Regions from separate parts of the Homo sapiens genome. Here region 1 is linked to region 2. Evidence: read pairs that join two places in POLR2A ChIA-PET (ENCODE). Cell type or tissue: OCI-LY7. All regions are shown on one strand. Each heading gives the region's core, and the rest is flanking DNA. Links, peaks and the distances in the headings are about the cores only.

Region 1 (6,726 bases), core at 1,123-6,122, 130 kb before region 2:
CACTTTTATTGTATAAAGTGGGGTACACCTGTAATAATAAAGCTGCAATGAACTTTTGGATTATGAGCTGGAATTCTGCAGTGCTCAATTCTGCATAGCAACACTCCTCTCATTTTCATTTATAAAGAGCGGTTTAAACACTCTGTAGGCTACTCTCCATAGTAGAACTATACAACACAAATAAAAATAAATGCTAAATAACTAATTTCTTAACTTTCTTTTGAAGTTCCCAACATTTCAAATCTTATCTGATATATACTCCCAACAAACGGGAGGCATAAACAGAATTATCCCCATTTTACAGATGAGGAAACTGAGGCCCAGAGAGGGGAAAAGGACTTGCCCAGGGTCACACAGCAAATTCGTGGTGGAGCCGGGAACTGAATCCATGAGCCCAAGGCTCTGTCCATTTCCTGTGCCGCAGTTCCCTTCGCTCCTAAAATGGGAACAACATTGCCCATCTGGGTACACTAAGGAACTAAGGACAGACCCAGACTCCCAGCCATGCACATCTGCCCCTGTCTATATCAAAGCTGTGACAGTAGTTATCCCACTCTATACAGTGCTACCAAACTCCCCAAACCCACTAGGGCACGTGACAGTTCTCAAAGGGATTAAAAGATGTTCAACTTTCAAAGGGCAGGGAGTTTACTTATGTAATTATTTTTGTAGAGTATCACATGCAAATACGCATATAATGCTTTTTGGTAAAGGGGAACTTAGAGGAAGTGGAGAATCAAAATGACTTTCATAAATTAGAAAGTGAGCAAAGTCATTCTTTAAGTACATATTCCAAAGGGGGAGGCATCCTATTCCTCCTACCTTCTTATGAAGGCCCCTCCCATCATCCCAACCATGCAGGGTAAGGCAGGCTCAGTGTTCAAATGCGACCCAGGAACTGGTGGATGGCACATAGGTTAGGTGCTTACTAGAAAGGTTTCTTAGAAAAATAGGAATGGAATATGTAGAAAGCAAAAAGGAGCTGCAGCCAAGAGTCTCAAACCCAGCATAAAGCCTTATTACAAGAGAGAAATTCTACTCTGTTACTAAAAAATTAGTCAGTGTTAACGACCCCCAAAACAAGGGTTAAAAAAAGGAAAGGGTGAAATGGGTCTTTGCATCCTAACACGATGCTAGCAGCTCTGCCTCCTATCCTATGATGGGACACCTGACATGCAAGTGGCTCAGAGCTGGGAAGCTGTCAGAGTGTAGCGCCTGACCGGGGCAGAACACAATGAGGGTACAGGGAGAATCACCAAGCCAGGGATCCTCGCCCCATCCTGCCCCTGGCTCTGAGTCTTACCTGTAGGTCTTGCCGTCTTTCTGATGGTCATCATCATCCTCAGGGGAGAGGACATAAGGGTCATTCATCTCGGGCAGCCCTGATTCCAGCATCCGCTTCTTCTTCCGGCCCCGGGGTGGCTTAGGAGCCACACTGCCACCTCCACCACCACCTCCGCCTCCTTCCTCGGTTAGGGTCGATGCTACCTTCTTGGAGAGGTCAGGGACAACCTGCAGGGCTTGTGAGCCAGGGGGAAGAGCTGAGACAATCATGGGAGCCGAAATGGGGAAGGTCTGAGCTGATGATGCTGTGGTCACAAGAGAGCCTGAGGGGGACGTGATTACCAAACCCGGACCTAGGATTGGGAGAAAAAGGAGATGGCGTCATGTTGTTCAGTCCTGATCCTAATCCTATTTCATTTCCCCCAGATCATTGTCTAATTAACCCCTCACCCCCCCGCCGACCCAACCCAGAGTACACAGGAAATCCCAAACCCTGTAGAAAAATAATGGTCTCCTAACCCTTGTCCCCACCCCCCTGGTAACAGTGAGATTTACCCCTTGATTGACTCCCTTCTCTTCTCCACCTCTGAGAACAGGAGACTCCTTGATTCAGAGAAGGAAAGAATGTCACCTCCTCAAAGGCAGGGACCGCATCTTCTACTTCTTTGTATCCCCCACAATGCCTAGCACATTGCTAGGCACACAGTAGGCACTTAATAAAAATTTGATTGAATAATCAAACACATATCCCACTCCCCATGTCCTTGGAGCCCTCCAGCCTGGGGTACTGATCATGGAAGATCAACACCTCAGATTGGAGAAGAGCAGAGTTGCTCACCAGCAGTCATCAGTCCTGTAGACGGCACAGGGACCACCGTGATATTCTGGGTAACGGACGCTTGGCTGTGTGGGGTCAGCTGGTCTGACTTGGACTCTGTGTCCATACTGATGCCTGAGGGCAGGGACACTGAGGCAGGCACTGTCAGCAAGGTGGGGTAGTGAGGTGGGGCCAGACCACAGCCCTTCTCTGGCAACAGCTGATCCTTCATCTTGTTGATGAACATTGTGTTCTCGATCTAAGAGAAAAGGAAGGGGACGGGAGCACCCTCTTCAGCCTGAGAGGCTGATTCTGCTTGCTCGTGAGCACACTTCAGTGTCTGTCCTCCTTAGGGATCAAGGATGAGCACTTCATACCTCTGGCCTTCTAGAGAGAAGCCCAGGCAGAAACACTAGATAATTCTCAGGGGTGGGGGACCCAGTAAAACAGCATGTGGTGTACCTTCAGTCTCCATAGTAACAGAACTTACTACTGAGACTTGGAGAGAGCAAGAAAGCAACACCACTTACCTGACCTGAGACTGTGGGGATAGAAGGCCAGAAGTACGGGTTAGAATTGAAGTGAGATTCTTCCATTCTACCTGAAGAAAAAATGAGAGAACATGTCACACTCAGGAATTACTCAGAAAAAGCTAAGCAATGGAGAAGGGGAACTGAAGAGTTCCTGGTCTCCTCTGGCACCTGATCACATGGCTGGGGACTGGCAGTCAAGACTTAGTGTCTAGCACATTAGTCCCTTGGTCAGAGCCCCTTGTCACTGTATCCCCATCCAACAGAGGCTATCCTACTTCATGACTGTGAAAGAACTTATACGTATCACATTTACTCACACAATGTTATTCATGCCCCCTAAAGAAAAACTGGTATTACTTTCCTTTGCTGGCAAAAAGAAACTGAGCTCACGAGAGGGGAGATGATGTAGCTAAGGTCACAAAAAACAAATCACTGACTGACTTGAAAACGGCCAGGTGCCAGTACCTAGCATGACTCCTCTTTCTCTTATTCTTCAAAACTATATTCCTTGAAATAGAAATTTTAGTTTTTCTGTTTTTGAGACAGGGTCTTACTCTGTCACCCAGGCTACACTGCAGTGGCACAATCATAGCTCACTGCAGCCTCAATCTTCCAGGCTCAGCCTCCCAGGGAGCTAGGCCTACAGGCCGTGTGACACTATGCCAGACTAATTTCTTTTTTCTTTAAAGTAGAGACACGGTTTTTCCATGTTGCCCAGGCTGGTCTTGAACTCCTAGGCTCAAGGGATCAGCCCACCTTAGTCTCCCAAAGTGCTGGGATTACAGGCGTGAACCACTGTGCCCAGCCAATAAAAATTTCAAGAGTTCCAACCAATATGTCTACAGTTCTGTGTAGTTTGAGAAGGTTCCAGGCCAGAACACAATACGACTAAGAAAATTAAAAAATGAAGACTGGGCATGGTGGCTCACACCTGTAATCCCAGCACTTTGGGAGGCTGAGGCAGGTGGATCATTTGACCTCAGAAGTTCGAGACCAGGCTGACCAACATGGTGAAACCCCATCTCTACTAAAAATACAAAATTAGCTGGGCGTGGTGGCACATGCCTGTGATCCCAGCTATTTGGGAGGCTGAGGCAGGAGAACTGCTTGAACCGGGAGGCGGAGGTTTCAGTAAGCTGAGATCGCGCCACTGCACTCTAGCCTGCGGAACAAGAGCAAAATTCCGTCTCAAAAAAAAAAAAAAAATCAGAATCAAAACATATTTTGAGTACCAACTACTATCTGAAGACCACACCCCACCAATCCCACCAAGGTCTAAGAACACCCACGGTGCTACACTGGGCACCACACATGCCGCGCTGAGCAGTGAGAATCAAAGCACTTCTAGTTTTAGAAAGTGTCCTGGCACTAGTAGTAACCCAGGTTTCCAAAGGGATGCAGAATAGGCATGATAGTAGGCCAGAATACACACACAGTGCCAGACTCCTGCTTCCTATTTCTCAAAAACTGTGCTTCCGGCTGGGCATGGTAGCTCACGCCTGTAATCCTAGCACTTTGGGAGGCCAAGACAGGCGGATCCCCTGAGGTCAGGAGCTCGAGACCAGCCTGGCCAACATGGTGAAACCCCATCTCTACTAAAAGTACAAGAAATTAGCCGGGGCATGGTGGCGCATGCCTGTAATCCCAGCTACTTGGGAGGCTGAGGCAAGAGAATTGCTTGAACCCAGGAGGCGGAGGTTGCAGTGAGCCAAGATTGCGCCATTGCCTGGGCAACAAGAGTGAAACGCCATCTCAAAAAAAAAAAAAAAAAACTTTCTGAGAAACAAGAAGAAAAGTAACCCCTCCGAATCATGCCAACAAATAACAGATGGGTACAGAACACAGGCATCCCACCACCCAGTTTCACATTCTGATCACTTCTCCTGGCAAGGTTTAATTGGCAGTATGTTGGTCAAGAGTAGCTTCCCAAAATCCTGGACCAGCAAAGATAGAGCCCCACAAAAGGCAAATAAGAGAGTGTGAGACTGGTGAAATGGGGAAACGAGTAACAAAAAAAGTACATAAATACACAGTATTACCAGGCTGCTACTCTGAGCAAAGCACAACCAAGGTTCAGGTGGGGAAGACCCGTGACAGGCAAGTTGACCCACTGAGGATACACTGGAGGCAAACACTAAGATACTGAGAGCTAAAGGGTAGGCTGGGCACAGAAACTCAGTTTTAAGTACTAAGGAAACAGGGAAGGATCTTCAACAAAGGCGCCGAAGCTGAAAATTACTCTAACATAACTCTGTTCCTTATCCTTTTATAGAAAACATCACTTTTTTTGTTCTATTAAACAGCACCCCCAATTTTCATAAAATCTATAAAGGGAAAAACTGTATTTCAGCCTTTTTAAAAAGTAGCGAGGGTGCAATGTACCAAATCTGTGACTACAACAGCTTCACATAAACAGGCTCGCTATTAAATGACCAAAGATCAAGTATACATCAATTCTGTTTTCTGAGTTATAAAACACAATAAAACTAATCAGTATCTGATACAGGTACTAACTTGGTCCTTCCAGCCATAGCTTTACAAAGGGGTCTTACGGCTGAGTGTGGTGGCTCATGCTTGTAATCTCAACACTTTGGCAGGCCTACGCAGGAGGATCACTTGAGGTCTGGAGTTTGAGACCAGGCTAAGCAATATATTTGAGACCGTGTCTCTAAAAAAAAAAAAATTGAAAAAAAAAAAAGAAAAAGAAAAAAAAAGAGGTGAGTGCGGTCGTGCATACCCATAATCCTAGGTATTTGGAAGGCTGAGGTGGGAAAACTGCTTGAGCCCAGGAGTTCAAGACTGCAGTGAGCTATGAACACACTACTGTACTCTAACCTGGGTAACAGAGCAAGACCCCAACTCCAAAACAAAACAAAACAAAACAAAACAAAACAAAACAAAACAAAACAAAACAAAACATGCAAGTTGCGGTGGCTCATGTGTGTAATCCCAGCGCTTTGAGAGGCTGAGGTGGACAGATTGCTTGAGTCCACCAGCATAGGCAACATGGTGAAACCCTATCTCTACAAAAAATACAAACATTTGCCAGGCATGGTGGCAGGTGCATGTAATCCCAGCTACTTGGGAGGCTAAGGCAGGAGAATCATTTAAGCCCGAGAGGCAGAGGCTGAAGTCAGTAGAGATTGCAGTCCAGTCTGGGTAACAGAGAGAAACCCTGTCTCAAAAACAAACAAAAAACAAAACAAAGCAAAGATGGGAGTCTCACGTTTTCAGGCAACAGAATCAAGATACAATCAGATCACAGTTTAAGAGAATTCAATCTTGCCAAACTTTTTGGGAAGGAGCAATCACATCTTTTACATCTGTATCTTACAAATATCCCCAACATACGACTTTATCACCTAAGACACAATTACATATTTAATGAATTGAACAACGGTAGACTACCTACATATAGATTTTGCAGACAATGCTAGGGGTTCAAGTCTCAATGCATAATCCCTGTCTAACCTTCTAGTGGAAAGAAATGACAGACAAGAGATAAGAGTGGTGATAAATGGTGGGAATTAAGTAGAGAATTAAGATGGAGAGAATGGGTGTGGTGGCTCATGCCTGTAATTCCTGCACTTTGGGAGGCTGAGGCAGGTGGATCACTTGAGGTCAGGACTTTGAGACCAGCCTGGTCAACATGGTGAAACCCCATCTCTACTAAAAATACAAAAATTAGCCAGGCATGGTGGCACACGCCTGTAATCCCAGCTACTCAGGAGGCTGCGGCAGGAGAATTGCTTGAACCCAGGAGGTGGAGGTTGCAGCGAGCCGAGATCTAACCACTGCACTGCAGCCTGGGCAACAGAGCAAGACTGTCTCAAAAAAAAAATAAAATAAAATAAAAAAGATTAAAAATAATAATTAGGAGGGAGAATAAACGAAAGAAAGGGCCAATGTATAATTTTCCCAAAAGAATCAAGGAAGTTGGCTGGGTGTGGTGGCTCATGCCTGTAATCCTAACACTTTGGGAGGGCGAGGTAGGTGGGTCACTTGAGCTCAGGAGTTCAAGATCACCCTGGCCAACACGGCAAAACCCCATCTCTAATAAAAATACAAAAATTAGCAAGGTGTGGTGGCACA
Region 2 (6,726 bases), core at 946-5,945:
ATATATGGCCATTATCATTTTGTCTAACATTGTATCCTATTAACAATGCTGTAAGTATTATTTTTGTAGCTAAATTATGGTTTGCATTTTAAAATTATTGTTTTAAGGATAAAGTTCCAGAAATGAAATTAAGGATATGAACTTTTTGAGCACATCTTGTCAGCACTGAGTAGTATTATTTAAAACTTTTGGGGGGGGCAATTTTATAATTGAAAAATATATCATTGTTTTAATTTGCATTTCTTTCACTGCCTATGAGATTAAAACAATGCACTACTTTCCAAAAATTCTTAAGTCTTTTGTGTTGATGCTTTTGTTCTGTTTCTATGGATCTCATCTTCCTTCAGAACAGCTCCCCTTCCCAACTTCCTGATTTCTAACAATAACAGTATCACCCTCCTTGTTCTCCCAATTTCTGAAACACAGAGTCATGTTTTTTTCTCTGCTTCAATCCCTGGTTTCCTATCGTCATCAATTATGACCTTTCCTTGCTTTGAAAGTGTTTTGGGCCGGGCATGATGTCTGCCACCTATTGTAATCCTAGCACTTTGGGAGGCTGAGGCGGCTGGATGACTTGACCTGAGGATTTCGAGACCAGCCTGGGCAACAGGGCGAAACCTCGTCTCTACAAAAAATACAAAAGTTAGTCGGGAGTGGTGGCACATGCTTGTAGTCCCAGTTACTTGGGGGGCTGAGGTGGCAGGATCTCTTGAGCCCACGAGGTAGATGTTGCAGTGAGCCGTGATTGCGCCACTGCACCCCAGCCTAGGTGACAGAGTGAGACCCTGTCTCAAAAAAAAAAAAATGTTCTAGTTTCTTCCTCTTCTTTGTTCCCATGGGAATGCCACCATCACCAGCCAAGGCTCACATACCTCCCACCTGGATTACAGTGAGCTTCCAGGTAATTTGGTCTGCTACTAGTCTCGCCTACTTGGATTTCCCTTCCCCCTGCTGCAGCATTGCCTTCCAAAGCCATGCTTTGCACATGCCACATCCTAGCCCATTAGACTAAGCCTAGAAGCCTCTGCAGGACGTTCACCCTCTCAGCGCCACTGCTCAGTTTCCCAGTGGAAACCTCTGCACCCAGGAGGTTTCCCCACAGCTTGCCTGTGCTGCCTCTCTGGAGCTTTTCTCCCTTCCTGTAATGTCCTTGCTGCTCCCCGTCTCTAGTCCATTGCCTATACCTCTTTTTTTTTTTTTTTTTGAGATGGAGTCTCTCTCTCTCATCCAGGCTGGAGTGCAGTGGCGCGATCTCGGCTCACTGCAACCTTTGTCTCCTGGGTTCAAGGGATTCTCCTGCCTCAGCCTCCCGAGTAACTGGGATTACAGGCGTGCACCACCATTCCTGGCTAATTTTTGTATTTTTAGTAAAGACTGGGTTTCACCATGTTGGCCAGGCTGGTCTTGAACTCCTGCCCTCAGGTGATCCACCTGCCTCGGCCTCCCAGAGTGCTGGGATTACAGGCGTGAGCCACCGCACCTGCCACAGGCCCATACCTCTTTTAAGTCTTCATTCAATACCAGTTGTCCCATGAATTTGTCCCAGACTCACTCATATGCTTAGACCTTTCATATTATCTTGCCATAGCTTTTTCAAAGTATGGGACAGCATGGACAAGCAGGCCATGGTTTTCTTTTGAAGAGAAGCAAGGAGGCAGAGTTATTTTAGGAGGAGGGTTATACATTTCATTTTGAACCAATTGCGTTTGGGGTGATGGCAGGATATTAACATAAACTTATTTCTTGGACCATTGGAAATGTGTGCCTAGAACTGAGGAGAGAGGTCAGGGCTGGCAGTAACAACTTGGCCACAATCTGCAGAGCTGACTGGGGATGAGGTGGAATTTAGAATGTCTGTAGAAACGGGGAAGAGAACCAAAGACAGAGTCTGGGACAACACCTAAATGTAGATGTCAGAGCAAGAGTTCAAGACGAAGAAAAACGAATCATACTTAGAAATGGAGGGGAGGAACAAAAGAGGCGGAGCAAAGTGGGGCAGAACCAGAGTAGGCCACGCTTTTAAGAAGTTTGGTAAAGGAACTGTGAAAGGAATGTAGTTGAATTTCAGGGTAAGCTGGGGAATTAAAGCAGTGTGTAGATCCAGGGCAAACAGCAAGTAGGGCAGGAACCACTGAAGGAACAAATAAAGGGGGAGGTTGGGTCCAGGTTGTCTTGAGTAGGGAAGTTTTTTTAAAAAGTGTGAAACTGAAGGTGTGGGGTGGATTGGGTGCCTGCCGTGCTCTGAGGAAGCTTGGGGCAACTGTGTGCTGAGGCTGTGAGGTTGTCTGGAAGGGGCTCCTGGACAGTAAGAGCTGAGCAGTGGGGAAGAGGACTGTGTGGTCTGGAAGAGGAGAGAAAGGAGAGTGAGTGACTGAACTGGTATCCAGGCTCCCACACCAAGGCAGAAAGAGGGAGAGGACCTGGGCATCTCAGGGAGGCAGAGGCAGTACCAAGCAGGGTGAGAGGCTTTAGTCTTAGCCACCTTTGCCCCATTCCTCCAAATATACATTCTAAGTAAAAACAAAACAAAACAGAACTGTTTGCTATGTAAATTTAGCTTCTAAAGCCCTGTTCTACAGAGATTTTGGAGCTTCCACTGCACCCAGAAAATGCACAGCTAAAGAGAAAACTTCCCTTGGTGATGGTTATTAGATTTTACAAGAAGAGGCCAAAGGAGACACATACTTATGCCAGAAGAACTTTCCAGAGATAGCATTGCATAGCGAAATAGCCTGAATTATTTTTATTTTTTAAAACATTTTTTCTTTTCTTTTTTCTTTTCTTTTTCTTTTTTTTTTTTTTTTTTTGAGACAGAGTCTCACTCTGTCACCCAGGCTGGAGTGCAGTGGCGTGATCTTGGCTCACTGCAATCTCCACCTCCCGGGTTCAAGCCATTCTCCTCCCTCAGCCTCCCAAGTAGCTGGGATTACAGGCATGCGTCACTATGCTCTGGCTAATTTTTTTTTTCTTTTTTTTTTTGGTATTTTTAGTAGAGATGGGGTTTCACCATGTTGGCCAGGCTGGTCTTGAACTCCTGACCTCAAGTGATCCACCGCCTTGGCCTCCCAAAGTGCTGGGATTTCAGGCGTGAGCCACCGCACCCGGCCAAAAATTTCTTTTCTTTAAGATGAGGCCTCACTCTGTTGCCCAGGCTGGAGTGCAGTGTTACAATCATAGCTCACTGTAACTTTGAACTCCTGGGCTCAAGTGATCCTCCTGCTTCAGCCTCTCAAGTAGCTGGGATTACAGGCATGTGCCACCACACCCAGCTAATTTTTTTTAAAATAATTTTTTTTAGAGACGAGGGTCTCGATTGGCTGCCTAGGTTGGTCCCAGACTCCTGACGGGCTGCATTTTAATCCTAGCTCCACCACTTACGGGAGTCAAAATTCAAAAGATAGAAAAGGGCATATAGGCTGGGTGCAGTGGCTCACACCTGCAATCCCAGCAATTTGGGAGGCTGAGGTGGGCGGGTTGCTTGAGGTCAGGAGTTCGAGATCAGCCTGGGCAACATGGCAAAACTTGTATCTACTAAAAATACAAAAATTAGCCAGATGTGGTGGTGTACACCTGTAATCCCAGCTACTCCGAAGGCTGAGGCAAGAGAATCCCTTGAACTCAGGAGGCAGAGGTTACAATGAGCAGAGATCGAACACTCGACTCCATAAAAACAAACAAACAAAAAAAGAAAGCAGGCTGGGTGTGGTGGCTCACGCCTGTAACCCCAGCACTTCGGGAGGCCAAGGCGAGCGGATCACCTGAGGTTGGGCATTCGAGACCAGCCTGACCAACAAGGAGAAACCCTGTCTCTACTGAAAATACAAAATTAGCCGGGCTTGGTTGCGCATGCCTGTAATCTCAGCTACTCGGGAGGCAGAGGCAAGATAATTGCTTGAACCCGGGAGGCGGAGGTTGCGGTGAGCCAAGATCATGCCATTGCACTCCAACCTGGGCAACAATAGCGAAACTCCATCTCAAAAAAAAAAAAGCAAAGGGCATATAGTGAAAAGCTTTCTTCCTACACATGAGTATTCACTTCCTCTTCCTAGAGGCAACCAAGGTTATTTTTGTGTGTGTGTGTGTGTGTGTGTGTGTGTGTGTGTGTTTTGGGACAGTCTCACTCTCTCACCAAGGCTGGAATGCAGTGGTGCGATCTCACTGCAAACTCTGCCTCCCAGTCTCAAGCGATCTTGTGCCTCAGCCTCCCAGTTTTTTTTTCTTTTAAATGGGGTCTCATTCTGTCGCCCAGGGTGGAGTGCAGTGGCATGATCATAGCTCACTGCAGCCTCGACCTCCTGGGTCAGGTTATCCTCCCACCTCAGCCTCCGGCATAGCTGGGGCTACTGGCATGCACCACCACACTCAGTTAATTTTTTTTCTTTTTTGAGACAGAGTCTCACTCTGTCACCTAGACTGGAGTGCAGTGGTGCCATCTCATTTGTTTCACTGCAACCTTTGACTTCTGGGCTCAAGTGATTCTCCCACCTCAGCCTCCCAAGGCGGCTAATTAAAAAAAATTTTTTTTTTTTTTTTTTTAGAGATGGGGTTTCGCCATGTTGCCCAGGCTGATCTCGAACTCCTGGGCACAAACAATCTTTCCACCTCGATCTTTCAAAGAGCTGGGATGAGAGATTTCCACCATGCCTGGCCTCATTTTCTTTTTTAATTTTTTTTTAGACATTATAGCTCTTTTTAATGGCCTCATTTTCTTATGTTTAATTCGAGAATTATTCTTTTCATATACAAAGAATATATTTTCTCCACCTTTAAAAACAAATAGTAGACTGTTTAACATCTCGCTTTATTCAGTTAGTGATGTTTCTTAGATACGGGTCCAAATTAGTACACAAAGCACTTCCTCATTCCTCTCTTACGGCTGCATAGCAGTCCACTGAATGGGTGAGCTATGATCTATTTAACCTATTCTTTATTGATGGACATTTGGTTTTGTATATACATTTGTAATTCTGTATAGATTACAAATCACCATCCAAAGAAATTGTACTGGTTTATTCTCCTACAATGTGTGAGAGTTGGGTAATTACTTAATCTCAATATGTGAGAGTTTAGGCAGTTACCTAATCTCTCTGAGTCTCAGTTTCTCTATCTGCAAAATAAACAAAACAGTGTTGACAGTATCTATTTCTCGGAATTATTGTGGAGATTACTGAGATGATGCCTGTAAAGTATTTGGCATGTAGGAGTTGGTGCTCTCCAAATAAGGATATGATTTTATTTGTATTTGTGAGCTACTGTCCCAGCCAGGTAAATGGATATGATGAGACCTCCTTGCCAGACCGGGTTTCTCTGATTAGAACGAGGAGCAGATGTTGCAGGAAATTAGCAACTGATATCAGAAGAGCCGTGGGCATTCTCTTGCCAGAGGTGCCCTGTCTCCAGGGCGCCTCAGTCCCCCCCCATATGTCTTCTGCTCCCAGGTCCATCCAAGCTGAATGATCGCGCTGACTCAAGAAGAAGCCTTTGGGACCAAGGAAACTTTCCCCTGATCATCAAGAATCTTAAGATAGAAGACTCAGATACTTACATCTGTGAAGTGGAGGACCAGAAGGAGGAGGTGCAATTGCTAGTGTTCGGATGTGAGTGGGGCAGGTGGGGATGAGGATACCTCCTGCCTGGTTCCCTTCCCCACTACTCCCACCCCTGCACCAAATCCAGCCTGAGCTGGTGATACCGCAGCAGCCCCAAGAGGACCAGGCTGTCAAACTGGCCTCCAAATGTCTTAAAACCCTTCTTGATCAGGTGAGGGATGCTGGTGGGCGGAGGAGGGAAGAGGCCTTGGGAAAAGGAAAGAAAAGGGAAGGAGGCAAGGGAAGGAGGGAGAGAGACTGGGGAAGAGAGGATGAGGGGAGAGGAGGAAAGAAGAGAGAGAGGAGGGGAGAGGGAAACCCTATCTTGGCTGGGGGTGCGCAGCTGGGTGCTGGGAGGAAGGAGATGTTGGGACGGCGATAATGGAGAGATGTTGTTGGTTTCCTGTTGTCTGCCCTTCTCCTTGGGGATGGTATGTGTGTGACACAGCTGGCCTTTCCCTCCACAGTGACTGCCAACTCTGACACCCACCTGCTTCAGGGGCAGAGCCTGACCCTGACCTTGGAGAGCCCCCCTGGTAGTAGCCCCTCAGTGCAATGTAGGAGTCCAAGGGGTAAAAACATACAGGGGGGGAAGACCCTCTCCGTGTCTCAGCTGGAGCTCCAGGATAGTGGCACCTGGACATGCACTGTCTTGCAGAACCAGAAGAAGGTGGAGTTCAAAATAGACATCGTGGTGCTAGGTAAGGGAAGCCCCTCTTCGCGCAGTCTCCTCCCTGCCCCAGGGGCTGACAGCCCCTCCCTCTGCTCTGACTGCCCTGTTTCTGGTTCTGGTGCTGGGAGGTCAGGAGTGGAGAAGACTAGGTCCCCTAGAGCTGAGGCCTGTCTTGAAGGACTCACTGGGGCCCTCATCCTCAGGGGGCTGATTGGCAGCCACCCCTCAGTGTGGTGGACATGGAGAAAGGAAAGGCTGGGGAAGGTAAGGATGCTAGAGGCCCGAGTCTCCTTTGGAGGCCCCAAAGGAGGAATGTCAGGGAGCTTACTTTCTTTGTTGCCTCAGCTCCACACCCCTACCAAGTTGGCAAATCCACTTACTCAGGGACACTAACACCAGTAAGCCAACCCTGATGATGTTCTATGTTGTACCTCTGGACCTCTAAGCCAGGCCACTGTGGGGAGA

Evidence for each region. Peaks named below come from ENCODE experiments on the same cell type or tissue, not always from the same donor. Only the 100,000 strongest peaks of a DNase experiment are listed, where the experiment ranks them.
Region 1: POLR2A ChIA-PET joins it to region 2 with 7 read pairs; 17 of 35 experiments call an interaction of 5 or more read pairs at or near these places.

What each region holds. Positions count from the first base shown.
Region 1 is chr12:6,676,824-6,683,549 of GRCh38, forward strand. ZNF384 (zinc finger protein 384) reads right to left here. Exons shown (of 12, transcript NM_001385745.1): 3 at 2,632-2,702; 4 at 2,123-2,360; 5 at 1,840-1,887; 6 at 1,304-1,637; 7 at 344-436. The coding sequence starts at 2,697. Among named protein-coding and RNA genes, the nearest start is that of ZNF384, 9.2 kb to the right of the region's middle. In OCI-LY7, for the core only: no CTCF peak of the experiment used is centred there; no DNase peak of the experiment used is centred there.
Region 2 is chr12:6,808,704-6,815,429 of GRCh38, forward strand. CD4 (CD4 molecule) reads left to right here. Exons shown (of 10, transcript NM_000616.5): 4 at 5,439-5,597; 5 at 6,056-6,289. Among named protein-coding and RNA genes, the nearest start is that of GPR162, 9.8 kb to the right of the region's middle. In OCI-LY7, for the core only: no CTCF peak of the experiment used is centred there; a DNase peak (open chromatin) is centred at 4,068; H3K4me3 peaks cover 515 bases.